Linked DNA regions of Homo sapiens: region 2 is linked to region 1. The links are chromatin loops, found by intact Hi-C in ENCODE. Cell type or tissue: transverse colon. All regions are shown on one strand. Each heading gives the region's core, and the rest is flanking DNA. Links, peaks and the distances in the headings are about the cores only.

What was found. Peaks named below come from ENCODE experiments on the same cell type or tissue, not always from the same donor. Only the 100,000 strongest peaks of a DNase experiment are listed, where the experiment ranks them.
Region 2: it touches region 1 in a loop (11-fold over the local background); 59 of 110 quality-filtered maps call a loop at or near these places.

What each region holds. Positions count from the first base shown.
Region 1 is chr4:111,632,638-111,640,621 of GRCh38, forward strand. LOC105377366 (a long non-coding RNA gene) reads left to right here. Exons shown (of 6, transcript NR_188427.1): 2 at 4,201-4,294; 3 at 7,790-7,885. Among named protein-coding and RNA genes, the nearest start is that of LINC02945, 480 kb to the right of the region's middle. In transverse colon, for the core only: no CTCF peak of the experiment used is centred there; no DNase peak of the experiment used is centred there.
Region 2 is chr4:111,843,913-111,851,896 of GRCh38, forward strand. All of the region lies in intron 1 of LINC02945 (long intergenic non-protein coding RNA 2945), which reads right to left. LOC105377369 (a long non-coding RNA gene) reads left to right here and starts at 2,377. Exons shown (of 4, transcript XR_939077.3): 1 at 2,377-2,807; 2 at 6,314-6,394. In transverse colon, for the core only: no CTCF peak of the experiment used is centred there; no DNase peak of the experiment used is centred there.

The sequences.
Region 1 (7,984 bases), core at 1,304-6,303:
CACTTCGCTTGTATGTTTGCTCATAACTGGCATAAACAATCAAGACAAAAGCAACACATTACCTAAATGGCCTTGGTTTACCTGCAACAAAAGGCAGAATGGATATTGTCTTACATACCCAGCAGAAAGGGAAAAGGCATGGCTGACCATATTTTTTTTTTTTAAAGCAGGGGAAGGAGGGCTGTTTTCCTTCCTTTCTGAAATTTTGCCATGTTACTCTAACTGCAAGCATTGCTATCAACTTCAATGTGGCATATGTTATTAAGTGTTTCTGAAGAAAGACATTAGTATTAGGTAACAGCATTATGACTAAGAAGAATGAGTCAAATATTCTGCACTCCCAGCTTTAGTAAGACTTCTGCAGGCATACTAGAAACATCTACTGAGATATATGTAAAATGACTTTAGAATCTCAACAATGTAGATATAAATACATGTTTGTATTTCTGTTTTAAAAATTTTGTGTAAGTCATCCTTGAATGCATTTCCTAATATTTTTAAATAGCTTGATTTCCTCTTAACTAATTGCGTGGCATGGTGAAAAAGTTTTCAATGTAGTTTAGTATAAAACCATTTATTGGATTCCCACTGTGTGCCTACTGATAACTTTTAAGCATAACAGAGATGAATGGTTGTTAGTTGAGCTCAGAGATTCTTAATGTCTTCAAGTCTCTGATTTTTATAGAAATTTTCCATGTATAATGAGTTTTATCTCACAAAAACTGCCAGAGAGAGGAGATGCTTAGAAGGAAAATGAGACCTTGAAGAAGGAGAGGGCAGACAACATGAACCAAGAGAGTAAATTGTTCTCCTGCATGGGTAACTTTGAAAAGTATCAATGATAGGTTATACTAAAAAAAAAAAAAAAATCCATATTCTATGATGTCATCAATGCCTTGAAACTCAAGACTTTTCCAGTTTCCTGGATCAATGGCTTGAGAAATGTCCTAAATACAGGGTCACAATTTTGTGTGATAACCATCCCATATCCCCCCTCTGCCCCCGAAATTTTCCTTTAAGGGGGATATTGTTTTCCTTCCCAAAGGGTATATGATTCGGAGATGTGGAAAACGCATCTCCTGAAAAGAAACTATTAATTGGCATATGATATTATTATAAGGCTTTATTTTCCTTTGGAAAAAACCCAAAAACCAAAGAATTACCAATTTTTAAACGATTTTCAAAATGAGTAACTGAAAAATCTCAGAAGCAACCCCCAAACTATTGCGTCACGCAGTTTGTGGGTATTTTAGTGTCTTTTTAAAAATCAGTGTGTATGATCTCTATTTTCTGGGTGACTAACATTAATTAAAATGAACTGCACAATCAGAGAGTGAAGATAAATATGCACCGCTTATTCCAGTTTTTCTTTCTTCCAATGACACTATTTAGACTGATAAACATCACTTGGCCTTGGCAATCTAGACGCACAGGCCTGTGAATAAGCCCTAATTAAGTTAAGTGGTATCTCTCCAAGGACATCTGCTACCAAAAGTTTCAAATATCCACAACAAAACATAATATTCCTACCTCCAGAAACATGATTAATATAGAAATATTTTTCTCCAAAAGGGTAAAGTTAGGATTTGAGATATTGCTTCCTTTATTTTAGAGCTACAAAACTTCCAGTCTTATGTCACTTCTTTTTTTCTGTTTCAGTTATTTACATCGTCTTACTCCCCACACAGTTTGACAGGTATAATTAAAATGAATGTAAACAATCAAACAGAAAAGCATTATTATGCAGTAGAGGCTGGAAGAAAATCTAACATTTTTTTTTCTCTTTGGTGAGGAAGTGGCTTAGTTAAACTTTCCCTCGACCTCTATTGATTTATGATACACTTCCTTTCAGATGGTGTCTCTACAAAGCAAAGTGAAATGGACGGTTTTCCAGCTAATTTGTTTTGTATGGACAGCCAAGCTGGACACTTGCAGACCACAAAGTCTGTGAATGAGAACCTGGGAGCTGACATGAGAAGAATTGAGCTGGAGCCTTTTGCCATCACTGAATAAATAACTTACCCTCTTGAATCCTTACCTGTACAACTGGCATGAGACACCAGCCTGCCTTTCACACAGCTTGTGATCTAATAAGATAATGCTTATGTACCTGTTTTAATATAAATAGACTGATATTAAAATGGCACATAACACAATCATTTTTACTACATCAGTCTTCATTATAAATTATTTTATATGTATTGATAGGACTGAGTTGCTAGATTTTCAAATGAATGTTTGATGAGTTACACCAAGATAATACAAGCATTTTTAATATTTATAGACAAAAAAGTTTATTTTTCATATTTCTGATGATGAGAGAAAGATTCTTATTTTGTCTGTTATTAAATAAGCTGGATGTACACAAGTTTTCACATTTTCTGATTAAAAAAAGATTTTAAAAGAAAAAAAATGTTAATCAAATGCCCGTATGGGGAGAAGTAAAATTTTTGTTGTGGCAAAGTTAAAGTGCACCTCTCTCAACAACACTGAATTTTTGCAAACACTGAGTATTTACTTGGTTCAGCCAATGTTAGTTGTAAGTTTAAGGTAATTATAGTACTTGAATGGTATAGAGGAGGATAGCTATTACAAATTGGGGGAGAAGGAAAGGAACTTCAGTGGTCTCGGAAAATTTAAGACAGAATTTGACCGTTCTTGTTTTTTAAAAACACGATGCCCCATCATCCTTTGATCCACCAGTAAGAATATGAAGCTGCACCCCACAAGCTACATAGCATAAGGTGATTTAATGCATTGTCTATATTTTATACTATATTACAATGCAGCTTACACATATTCAAAACAATTGTTAGGCTACAGCTTTGTCACATTGTGCATTATTTACAATCACTTGTAAATCCAGAAAAATACACACGCGGAGAAATGAAAGCAGGAGGTAGAGATTGTTTTAATGTGATTATATTGGCATCTGATATGATAGTGCTTTGGACCATATTGACATGAGTGAGGATTCTAAGTAGCAACTGTTCAATACCATCCGTTGGACTTCTCTGATAGACCACTTAACTATCTCAGCTTTTCCAGTGATCATCTCATTTATCTAGGATTATTGCACTGAATTTACTGTTTGGTTTTCTTCCAGAACTGAAATGTCAAGTCCAGTGTCATGTATGCAGTAGCTTTGTGCTGTGAGAGCTTCACAGATCCCCCAAAAGCTGCTAGCAGTTGATCTTTGGATAGAGCTAGAAATAAATAAATCCTCTTTAGCAGATCAATATTCATCCCATTTAATGCTTGATGTGAAACTTGTGGATTTGTGGTGGTAATGCTGATGTACAGCTAATCGTTGAAAATGGGCATTAGGGCTTTTATAGCATGGCAACATATTGTCAGGCAGGAAGGGAAAGAAGTGGAAAACACAGCCTGGAAAAAAAATATGGTAAGTTTATATAAATTTGCTGCATATTCGGAATCCACTTGGGGGGTTTTACTATGCAATACTAGAAGCTAATAATGTGGACAACAAACAGATCTGCTCTGTAAAAGAAATCTCTGTGGCCTTTCCTTGGTTTGCCACTCTTTGTTAGACTATGTATAAAAATGATGTATCTAACTCGTTTTGAGACCCTGGTGTTAAAGAAATCGATACTGAAAATTTTTTCTTTTGTTGATTGTTACAAGTTTCAATAATTACAGCACAAAAACCAGTTTCACATTAAAAACTATAACTTGGAGAAACAATGGAGTTTTCACACTAGAAATTCATACTAAAAATTTTAAAAAATGAATGAGAGTTTCATACTCAAAAGAATGGAGTATAAAACCGTGTCCTGAATAAACTCAAACTGACAAGAAAGACATCCTGCTAGTGAGAGAAGTTGAAAATATGGCTAGTGCCAATGGCTATTTTTTTTTCTAGTCGTTGGTGTGAGAGTCATGTCACACATTTCTTAGATTGCAAGAGTAAAATTTATCCTTTTCAATTCTACAATTTTATTTTTTGCTATAGATATATGATAATTCCTACTGTCATGGTGTCAGATAAAGCAAGCTGGTGCCCGGCATTCTTTGCATGCAATAACTTTTAGCCCGACCACATAAGCTGTAATACAGACACTTGTGGTCATCAATGGTATATTTTCAACCCATATTTCTTGATTATTAATTTAATATAATGCAAGCAAAATGTGCATATGATCCTTGTGTGAAAACTTTGACTTCTCAATGTTCTTACAGATTCAGGCTGCCCCTGCTGAATTTTAGAGAGCGTCAAAACTTATTGGTTAAAGGGATGCCTTTATGAGTAAAACATGAGAAATATTCACTTACTGTAAGTATTGAAACTAGAGAACTGATATTGATTTGTTTTCCCTGGATAAATGATATTCTTTCTTAAATAGGTTTCCTTTACATTTACTGAGAAATGAAACACTATAATCTTTACATGGTGGGAGAGGTCGTTAAGCCTAAAATATGCAGAGTAACATCTGCTGGGTACAGATATTTGGGGGACTTCTCAGAAGTGTCAGCTTCCGTTGTGCAAGTCCTAAACTTTACAACTGATTAATATTTTCCCCTGGTAAGGGATCTTGGGCAGTCACAGTTCCCCTGGTTTGCAAAGGCTGACAGATGAGCAAGGAGGTCATGGTCACAAGATAATGTTTATCTGGTGAAGAGTAAATCAGTAAACAGGGGAGGAAAGGTATGTTTATGCTGGAGGCCATGGAAGTTGGGAAACAGTAATGTGCAAAGCAGAAGATAACAATTGGGAAAGTGTGTGTGTGGGTGTGGCTGCAATAGTATACACCTGTGAGTTCATGCACATACATGCAGAAATACATCCAGTTAATCTGGATATGCCAAGAGGCATAATAATATATGAATGTATAAGCAGAGACACAATCCATTATGTTATGTGTTGATGTGTGTGTGAGTGCATATATACAAATGGGATATCTTAGTCCTCTTCTAGGGCTTGAAAAGACAAATGTATTTAAAAATATCTGTCCTGAAAGTAAAAACCTTAAAGTTTGTATTAATTCATGAATAACTGAATAACAAACACAGAAGGTAGGGTGTCTTCTTTCTACCTTTATATTTTGAGGTTGATATCAGAGAAGATGAACAGCCTTTTGCTCTACACAGCAAACCTTTTTAACCTGAAGAATGTTGTGCTGATTGACCTACTGTGACAATTCTCACATACATCTAAAATGATACATAAGTCAAGGATTTTGTAATTTTCAATCCAGAAATTAAATATTTTCCAAGTTCTGGACATTTCATTTATAGGAGATTATTATTAGGAACGTCACAGTTGGCACATTATTTGATATACTGGGTCATTAGAAAACTAGTAAGCAATACTATTTCACAATAGTTATTCACTATATTTATTATTATTCACAATTAATAATGTAACCATTATTCACAATAGTTACATTCTCCCACTTGAGTTCTGGAAAGTACTATTCATGTAGCTTCTCAGGAATAAAGAGAAAATATGTCCCCAAGCACAAGTGGAACAACTTGCTTCATATTCTCCTCTCAGTTACCATGTTGCTCATCTAAAGAGAAGATTTCGAAGAATTTTTTAAAAAGCAGATGTTACTAGGTTTACCATTTTCTGTGTGCTGGCTACTCAGAATCCAAGATACAAATGATGCATTTGCCCTTATGATTTTTCTCACTGATTTAACAAATAGTTATTGAACACATTTTGTGTGCTAGCCAAGATGTGGCTCTTGGTCAAGATGTCACACCTCTTATTTTCGCTTTTCCTTTAGTCCCTGAAACATTGGTATGTATGTGCATATTTTTCAGATGTCCATATTTGTCAACCAAATCATTTGTGGAGCAATATCAAGTATAAATAATACAAAGATGGTTGGGGTGGTGAATGGGTGAACAATTAAAGCATATTCTATCAAGACATGCATATGGATACATGGATATATAGACAGCCAGTGGGTAGTGTGAAGAGACTTATGTTATTATGGGTTCCTGGCTACTCACAAACCGCAGAGTTTTGCCAATTCTCCTAGATCAGAACCCACTAGGTGAGCAACAGATTACATTCTTCTATGGGAAACAAAAACTATCCAGGCTGCACTACTTACAGAAAGAAGCAGGGTCAGCTTCCTAAATTAGAGAAAATAAGACCTAAATTTTTACTAGAAATTAAGTAATTTGAGCACCCACATGTAGGTAGAAAGGTAAATTAAAGGGAAAATTCAATAACTCAGAAACTCTCCTTAGAGAGGGCTAGAGAGGAAAAATGTATGTAGAATACATTTATGTTGTTCAGAATATGTGTGCTTATTATAGAACCGAAAATCAGGTTATAGTCAGGGAGTAAGCCCTTCAGCCTATCTCTCTGGAATGAAAGGCTTCAAAGGTAATATATTACCCTGAACAATGCATTGTTTGATAATGTGTCTTCCAGGGGATTTAGAATCATTAAATGATGGAATCACATAATTTTATGTGGGGTTGGGATTCAACCAACCGCACCTAAAATTAGTTGGGGTTCAACTTTCTAAAAGTTCTAATCAAACCAGTGGTGAAATCATGATAGTGAGGTGAGAACTAGGATTGTTTCTCACCAATATTTCAGACTGAATTTCTCACTCATTTCAGACCAAATGAGTCCATTTTCTAGAAGGGTTTCTATTGTGAAATGTCTTCCACGGACTAATGTACACAAGGGAGACTTGGCCTTGTGAGTCACTGGCAGACGGATGCTTTATCAGTGTATTTTGTCTGTGCAAATATAATTTATCATATTTTAACTAAAATTTGCCAGAAGAAATACTATTTAAATGTGGAAGTTCATCACTTTACCTCACTTCCACTAATCCTTGTTAAAATATTATAAATAACGTAGAGCTTAGAGTTGCAAAACAGAGACCTAACAAGACTTAACCAAAAATCTTTTGTAAAAGATTCAAGTAAAACCTTACAACAGATAACTAAACCAACATGCTTTGATCCACATGAATTATCTATAGTCTTTATCCTTATCTTTAAAAAATGGGGAAGAAAAAAAATCCTCATATTTTAAGCAGATTATTTTATAGAGGCTTTTCTCAAAAAAAAAAAGAAAGAAAGAAAGAAAATGTCCTTTGAGATTTCAAGATATTTCTGTAAGTAACTCTTTTCTAAAGAGAGTTTGATTTGCTCTAGTTTTATGAACCTGCAAGGACTTTTCATCGCTGGAATATGCACAGGTTACTTGCAAAGCTCCTTGAAAAGATTTGTGCCCTCTTTTTATGAAGACAATGAATGAGTAGGAATTTTATACCACAGACAATGAGCGAGAGACAGGAAGACACTTTGATGTTCAAATAATTCGACAAGTTTTGGCATTCTTAAAAAATAATGAAAAGGATCTTTGCCGAAATTTTATTTTGTTTTTGTTCTGTCTTCAGTTCAATAGGCGGGTTCAGGCAGGAAGTACAGCCTGAGCGACTCAGCCAGATCTAGAGGGATTAGTTACAGCAAGAAGGCTGTTGTGTGAATCTGAGTCACTTTTTTTTTCTTTTATAGCAATTCCAAAGAAAAATTCACACAAACTAAGCGTGCCCAATCCTATCTTTATGATACCTATATCTGGTCAAAACTTTAGGTGATTTTAACATAAAATCACCTAAAAATCATTTGCAACTTTTTGTAATTATCGTTGTATGGCAATGCTTTATTGGACTCTATAGACACAGGATTTTTTTATTTCTGAATAAAATGTGATTTCAGTCATAATATTACATAAAATATTTAGTTTGATTTGGGCTTTGTGCTTTCTCACTATGGTGTCAATTGTTTTTAGAGGTAAGCAATTTGTAAGGACTGGAAGTAGAAATTAAGCAACCAAGACAAGAAGGCTGTCCTATCAGTTTCAAGAACAACTAAGAGGATGTTAAAGGTGATGTTGTGATCTAAATTTTCTACATGTTTTGTAACTGAACTATGTGTGAAATAAAAATTAATTTTCAAAAATATGTTTCTAATTAATATTATTCCA
Region 2 (7,984 bases), core at 1,047-6,046, 210 kb after region 1:
ACAATAGAGACCATCTTAAGGCCAAAAAACTAAATGAAACCATTTTATATATAAATGTGTATATATTTGTATATATGTATATATATAATATAAATATATTTGTATAAAATATATTTATGTTATATATACATATATGCATATATAATATAAATATATATACATTAATAAAATATATAAATAAATACATATTATATATGAATTATATATAATTAATATATAATATATTAAATTATAATTAAACTATATTATATATTAATTATATGTAATTTATATAAATAATAATATATAAATAAAATATATATACATATATACATGAATGAATCATTACAAACTAATGCATGCAGATGAATTATCCAAATGTTCTGAGGAAATTATACTTTTGAGGAACAGATTAAGTTGGGTTGCAATTTTATAATGCCATCCATGAAAATAAATTTAATAAAAAAATAAAAGCAGAAAACAAATGTAAATTGGCAACTGTTTAACTGATCTCAGAATTATCAGAATGGATAAGAGCTTTCTAAACTGGGAAAAAAATGAAATTCCTCATTAGGAAATTCTAAACTTACCTATGTAAAATTTGAAGATCTCTGAAGAGCAAAGCCTCTGCAGAAAATTGTAAGACAATTCAAACTGAGAATATTATTTATATCCATGCTGACTGATATTTAATAATATTTTCTATATTAAAAACTTACTCAAACTCATAAAGGAGACACTAAAACTTAGACTGAAAATAGACATGAATACAAAATTCACAGAAGATGGCATATAAATTGTTAATAAGATATGAAATAAAATATTCAAGTTATTAATAAATAGAGATACCAGTTAAAACAGACAATACGATGTTTTCTAAGTTGTCCTTTTTTAAAAGATAATATTTAGTGCTGCCATGAGTGTATTGAGAAAAGTCTCTCACACACACCTGGTGGGAAAGATAAACTGGTATAAACTTTCTGGAAAATAATCAGACAACATGAACAAAAATTAACAAATATATTGCTATTTAACCCAAAGGAAATAGGCAGAAATAAGAATAAAGATGTATATTGAAAGAATTTCATAATAGGTTGTAAATAAAAACAAATATTGGATACAACCTAACTTTGAATAATAGAAAAATAATTAAACAAATAATTTTTGAAGAATTTGCATGTGATTAACACGCAAATGTTTTAATGTAACATTAGGTGGAAAAGTATATGTATTCATATATTTCAACTCAGACAAATTCTAAACCACATTAAAAAACACAAAGAAAATAAAACAATGTAATTAACTACCTTAATTATATTTAGGTAGTACAATTACAAAAGTTGTACTTTCTCCTAAAAATGGCTCAATATTTTCTAAATTTTGTAATGCACATGTATTATTAAAAGTTTTTAAAAGTACTCTTTGAGCACTGACTATATTTTTTAATAGTTTGGAAATATCTCTTGAAAACACTTAAAATATAGCTTTATATCACAATGAGCCTGGCACTGCTGTCACAGCACAGAGTTCAGATCTGAAGTATCTATTGCAAGACTGTTAGAGACAGGCAGAAGGGCAATGAATTTTCCTGCACCTGAGAAGCACACAGTCTAGCAAAGACACAGACAAGGAAGTCGACTACTAGAATAGAAACTGCTAAATGCTATAACTGAGACACTCAGGTGGAAGCACAGTCAAAAAACAGTTTAATTCAACAGCGAAGACATGGAATCAACCTAAATGCCCATCAGTGATAAACTGATGTGGTATGTATACACCATGGAATACTATGCAGCCATAAAAAAGAATGAGATCATGTCCTTTGCAGGGCTGGAGGCTATTATTCTCAGCAAACTAATACAAAAACAAAAACCAAAATTCCACATGTTCTACTTATAAGTGGGACCTAAATGATGAGAACACATGGACACATAGAAGGGGACAACACTCACTGGGGTCTATCAGAGGGTGGAGGGTGGGAGCAAGAAGAGGATCAGGAAAAATAACTAATGGGTACTAGGTTGCATACCTGGGTGATGAAATAATCTGTACAACAAACCACCATGACACAAGTTTACCTATGTAACAAACCTGCACATGTACCCCTGAACTTAATAGAAGTTTTTTTTTTACATGAATTCACCCCAGAGGAAGGAGGGTGCATGACTGGAAAAATTTCCGAGGAGAAGTTAACATCTGATCTGACTCGTTCTTCTCTTCTCCCCCCTCACTCTTTCTTTTCTTCTCAAAGTAGGTTAGAGACAGAGGAGGCACAGTAAAGAGATAGAGCTTTTAAAATAGGGAAACAAAGTCATGTTATGAGGGGTTGTTAAAATCAGCTGGAGTAGGGATTATTTATTTTTATTATCTCAACTCTGAGAACTCTGAAAATCTAAGGCCCCTTCCTGATACATAGAGGGGGGAAATACCACCCTGATAGAACTAGAAATGGGAAGTGTTGAGGATTCTGCTGTGTCTCAGGCATGGAATTTAGATCCTGGGGGCGGGATGTAGCAGAGAGAGATTCTTCAAGAAAAGACAAGCTGCACAGCTGCAAGGAGTGAATTGTGAGACTGACAACTTCCAGAAGTCACTCTTTTCCGGGAGCAGGAGCTAGCCAATGACTGAACAGTGATTCACAGGGCCGGCTATTTCCACCCAATGTGTACTCCTCTGGAGAGCAGTCATGGCTCCTGACCTCCCTGTTGGGCTCCATCAGATGGCATCGCAATCTGATGATTTCCCCACCCATTTCTGCGTTCTTCACTCTTGCACTCCTACTCAGTCTCTATATTTGCTTCTCAGAGAACCCAATGATCACAGGCAAGGTAAGTCCAAAAAGTCCAGAGAAGTGCAGGCAAAGAAGAGAAGAGAAAAGAAACAGAACCAGAGAAAAAAAGAGAAATGTTGGCCTCTCATGAGATGAACTTGGCCAATAGTAATATAATTTTCTTTCTGGAAATGTTATGTTAGCTGTTGCAGGCTTTACTAAGAAGCACACAAGAGACATGCAGTGAGGTTACAGCACGTATAGCAATCAGGAGGAATGAGACCTTTAGAGAACTGGCACCACCTGGTTGGTTTGGATGAATAAAAAAAAATGTACATTGGGACACAACAAAAATTTGGCCTGGAGACTTAGGAGCCAGACCATGGGGAATGCTGTATCCTATGTCAAGTAAATGAGTACATTTCCTTACAACTTTCTTAAATGCCTTCTTTTTGACCTCCATTATTACTATAATCCTATGCAAGGACAATGGAATTACATAAAAATCCTCAGTGAAATTTATTAATACAATACTTTCAGTGAATATTGGAAACAAAATCAAATATCAGAGAGGAAGCATGCATTTTCCTGCTAGAACATCCACTTATCCTTGTGTCTGGCAGGCTATTAACTCCAATTATAACAAAACAGGTGGCAATTTGAGCACATATAAGATTTAGTTAAGATATGTGTTTAAAGGTTTTTATCACCAGTGTGCTCTCAGACGATAACAATTTCTCTGTGATGTGGTGTCTCCCAGATCAAAGTTTCCAGATGTCTTTACAAAACTGTAGGGAACCATCTATCCAGAGAGCTCTTCTTTCCTGTGACATAAGTTTGCCTTTCAGACATGTCACAATCACTTAACCATGACTCACAACCACTTTGTGTGGACACCTACATGAAATTGATTGTTGTTTACAAGGCTTTGGAACTAGGCTAGTTCCTCGTGGCCTTTGCTTCACTGTTATCTATCACACAATGACAAGACAGTAAGTACATAAATTCATTTTGTTTCAAGTGTTACAAAGAACAAAAGAGGCCAAATAGCCCATAAGGTAGTCTCCTAAATGGATATTTTCCGGTGATATCCCATGGCCCTCACTGGTTGACACTGCCCTATAAAACATTCCTACAGCAGATGTCTGTGTCTGTGGTAATGACCCAGATGGGCTCAGGTTGAGAATTGCTTGAAAGCAGGGGTTTTGTCTTATTATTCTTTGCGTCTGTAGTGCCTAGAGTGACCAGTAGATGGAAATTGTTGGTTCGCATTTCAGCTTTGCAAATCAGGAATATGTTCTCTAAAAGCTGTGACATTGCTCCAGTGATTGAGCTAGAAATGGAACTAAAACGGAGGGAAAGAGCTTAGTAAATTTTTTCTTAAACTTTTTTTATTAAAGTCCTTTATGAAGTAAATGGCCCATGAGAATCCATCCTCAGTAACTTTCTCTCATCCAGTCGTACGTGGCTGACTTCTGCAAAGCCTGATGTGCCATTGCCTAGCAAGAACTCCACAAAGTATGGGGAGCTACCAGCTGTAAATATACTGCACTTCCCTAGAATTAATTTCTATGACACTAATGAAAGTTTTGCAATTGTGCATATTGACTACCAAACAGACTTAAAATGTCAACTTTTTATTTATGTTCTATCAAAGCAATTCTATAGCATGCTTTTTTGCCTCCATCAGGATTATCATAAATTAAACCAGTATGAATGATGAAAAATAAATTTTAAAAAAGAAAACTGATATGAATAAGCTTAAACAAAAGTGCCAATAACAAAACAACGAAAAATGTAAATGCCACTTGATTCGCCTTTCCTTCGTGTCCCTGCCCTCTCCTTTTCTTTTCCCCAAAGGGTTCTATAAACTATACTGAACAGACTAATGCTCTAAGGCCCTGACTCCTGCTCCTCGGGAGCTTGATCATAAATTACGGTTGTACAAATTTGTAAAAGGCTTCATCTGTAAGCTTAGCTAAAGCACACATGTAAAAAAATTTTTAAATAACAATAATTTTTTAGAAGGAGATATAAACAAATGAAGAACTTAACCATCTAAGGAAATCACAAAATGAATAGATTGTTCAATATTTTCCTTCACATTCCTTAACAACATTACAGTTGACCAGAAACATGTATGCTATCATTCACCAAAATGCAGAACGGAAATCTAGTTTAATTTGAAGCAGACAGGTTAAAAGGCAACGCTTTATTGGAGAAATTTTCATGTTAAAATTAATAAGAATTGGATAAAAATTGTGAAATAAACTAGCTTGCCTTTGACATCTTCCCCAATTCAAGGAAGAACATTTTCCTACCATTTGTATTTCCTCTTGCCCCTCTCACCGCCTAGATTTATTTTTTGTTCCCTTAATGAATTATTATGTTTGTATTACTAAAATAATATCTATTTTTAGGCAGCATTTAACCTCAGAAAGTGCTGTGTATCTCTTTATGATATCACCTACCAAATATATTGGCATGTTTATATAACTCTCTCTCCAAAATATAAATTCTTCCAGCCAGAAACTTTGAGCCTTCAGTGCCTTCTTAGTAAATGGCATATATTAGGGACTCAATATTTATTTCTTATTAAAATAAACAAAACATATCCACAAGTTCACCACTCAGAGTTATTTTCTTTTATATTTTTCTATATTTATTTCCAATGTTTTTATTTTATTGTTTCTGGATCATTTTTTAGGTTGGAAAATAATACAAAAAAATTTTTTTGGATAAGAAAATTCTAACATTCAAAAAGCCCTTCAGGATCAAACAAATAAATCTTAAGTGGTAGAAATGAAGATGGATGTTCCAGAAAGCCAGAGAACATACCATCATTGCCCACATTATGATACCTGCTACTCCACTTCTTTGTAATGTTAACCCTCTGCTGTTAAGGAACCAACATTTTTTCTATAAGAGATAAAAGATATACCAATAAAATAAACTCAGGAAGAACCATGAAATATTAAATATAAGTTGGAAATTTCAGTGTGAGCTCACCATTTTGTTGTATGGTTTTCTAGCTCTAATTTCTAATGAATATAGAAATGATGATATCTCTGTAGCAATGAGCACATCTTGTGCCCAGGTCTTGTATTCTAACCACCATTCTTCACTGAAAGAAACCACAGGAACTTAAAAAAATATTTATTTCATGTTTGAGTCTGGGAAAATACAAACTGAATTTGAGAAATCTTGTTGCACTAGAAAAAAATAGAAGTGCTCAAAGACTATTTAGGTTGTATTAATGATTTATTGCTACATAAGAAATTACTCCCAAACTTAGGGGCTTAAAACAATAAACATTTATTATCTCACAGTTCTGTGGATCAGAAATAGGAGAGTGGCTTAACTGGCTGGATCCTCTGACTCAGTCTGTAACAAGACTGCAATGAAGTTGTCAGGCAGGCTGCAGCTCTCTGCAGGCTCAACTGAAAGAGGATCTGCTTATAAGCTCACTCCCGGCTGTGGACAATATTTGCTTCCTCATGGCTGTTGGACTGAAAATTTAAGTTACTAATCAGCTATTGATCAAAGGCCTCTTTTATCTTCCAGCCACATGGACTTCCTCATAGGGAAGCTTACAATATGGCACCTCACTTTCATTATGGAGAGCAAGCAAGAGAGTAAGAGAAGGTAAGCAAGACAGAAGCCACAGGCTTTTTATGACCTAACATCAGACATTACATACTATTCACTTTTGCCCTGTCTTCTTTTGGTAGAAGTGAATCACTAGGTCCAGCCCACCCTCAAGGAGAGGAATTATGTAAGGTCATGAATACCAAGAAGCAGGGATTATCCAAAACCATTCTAGAGGCTGCCTATCACATGGATCATGTCAAAGATCAAAGGAACAGCTTGAATGGGCTCCAATTGAGTTGACCATTTAGGGAAATTTGACCATCTATAAGAATAAATATAATAATTTATTATGATATAATAGATTTTAAAAATCCATGAGTCCATACTGATTTTTAAAAAGTGGGAAGCAGAGAATTACATTCTTATTTATAAAAGAATTCCAGCTAATAAATGTAGAAGAAATGATAGAATTAGAGAATCATCATTTTATAACCCCCAAATGTAATAAAGGATTCAGACAAGGATTACTGCAAGGAGTTAAAACCATTAGGTCGAATGTAGTTGTGTAGCATGATAGTCATATAGTGCCAAAATATCATCTAACATTGAATATTAATTAACAATAGCAAAAATGTTTTGCCTTTTTCAGTAGCAATTCTGACGATTAGCACTCAGCCAATCACTAATAGTTGGATAACTTTATATTATATGCTCCCTGATATAATGTAATACAAAGTATACATCATCTGTAAAATCTTTTTGTCACAAATGTTTAAATTTAATCTTATCAGGTTTTTCAACAAACATTCAATTTACAGGAAATATAGGAGATGGAAGAATAAGTTAAATAATGTCATGAGGAAGTAATCAGAAAAATCTAGAATATGTGAAATTCTAAGAGAAAATTGTCATAGACTTCAAAATGCTCTGCCATGGAAAAAAAAAATTTTTTAAATGAATGACTGTTCTAGATAAGACTAAAGAGCAATGAAAAACAAATGTAATATGTGAGCCCTGATTGGATTGTGCACAAAGTAAAAAAGAAATTGTTTAAGTTTCAGGAGGATGCAATTCAAAGACAGCGCAGACACATAGTACTAAGATATAAAATAAGGTTTATTGAGTGAAAGACTTGAAGCAGAGTGCATGCATTCCCCATAACTCTTATAATCTCACAATTTAGACTGGACATACATGACCTCTGAGTGCCTGGCTAATGTTCCAGTAGAGAGAGTCCCTTTCTCATTGATAAGGTTCTATATATTTATAGGATGTAGCCCAGGCAGGGATAATCTATGCAACCATGCAACACTGGAAGCTCATAGGTTGAGAAATGGTCTCAGTAGAAATACGAAACCTCCAGAGTCCAGTGGCTGGTATTAGCCTCTTATTCCATGGAGCTAACTTAGACTTGCTGAGAAGTGCTCTGTAAAGCTATTGAAAAGAACCCCCAAGACCATCATGGAACTCTTATCAGGGAAAAATTGGAGAAATTTTAAAATGAACTGGATAGTAAATAAATTGCTGAATGACTGTACATTTCCTTAAGTGTGATAATGATTTTGTGGTTAGGTATGAAAAAGCCCTTTGTTCTTAGAAAGTACATGATGAAGGATCCAGAAGTCAAGTGTCATGATGTCTGCA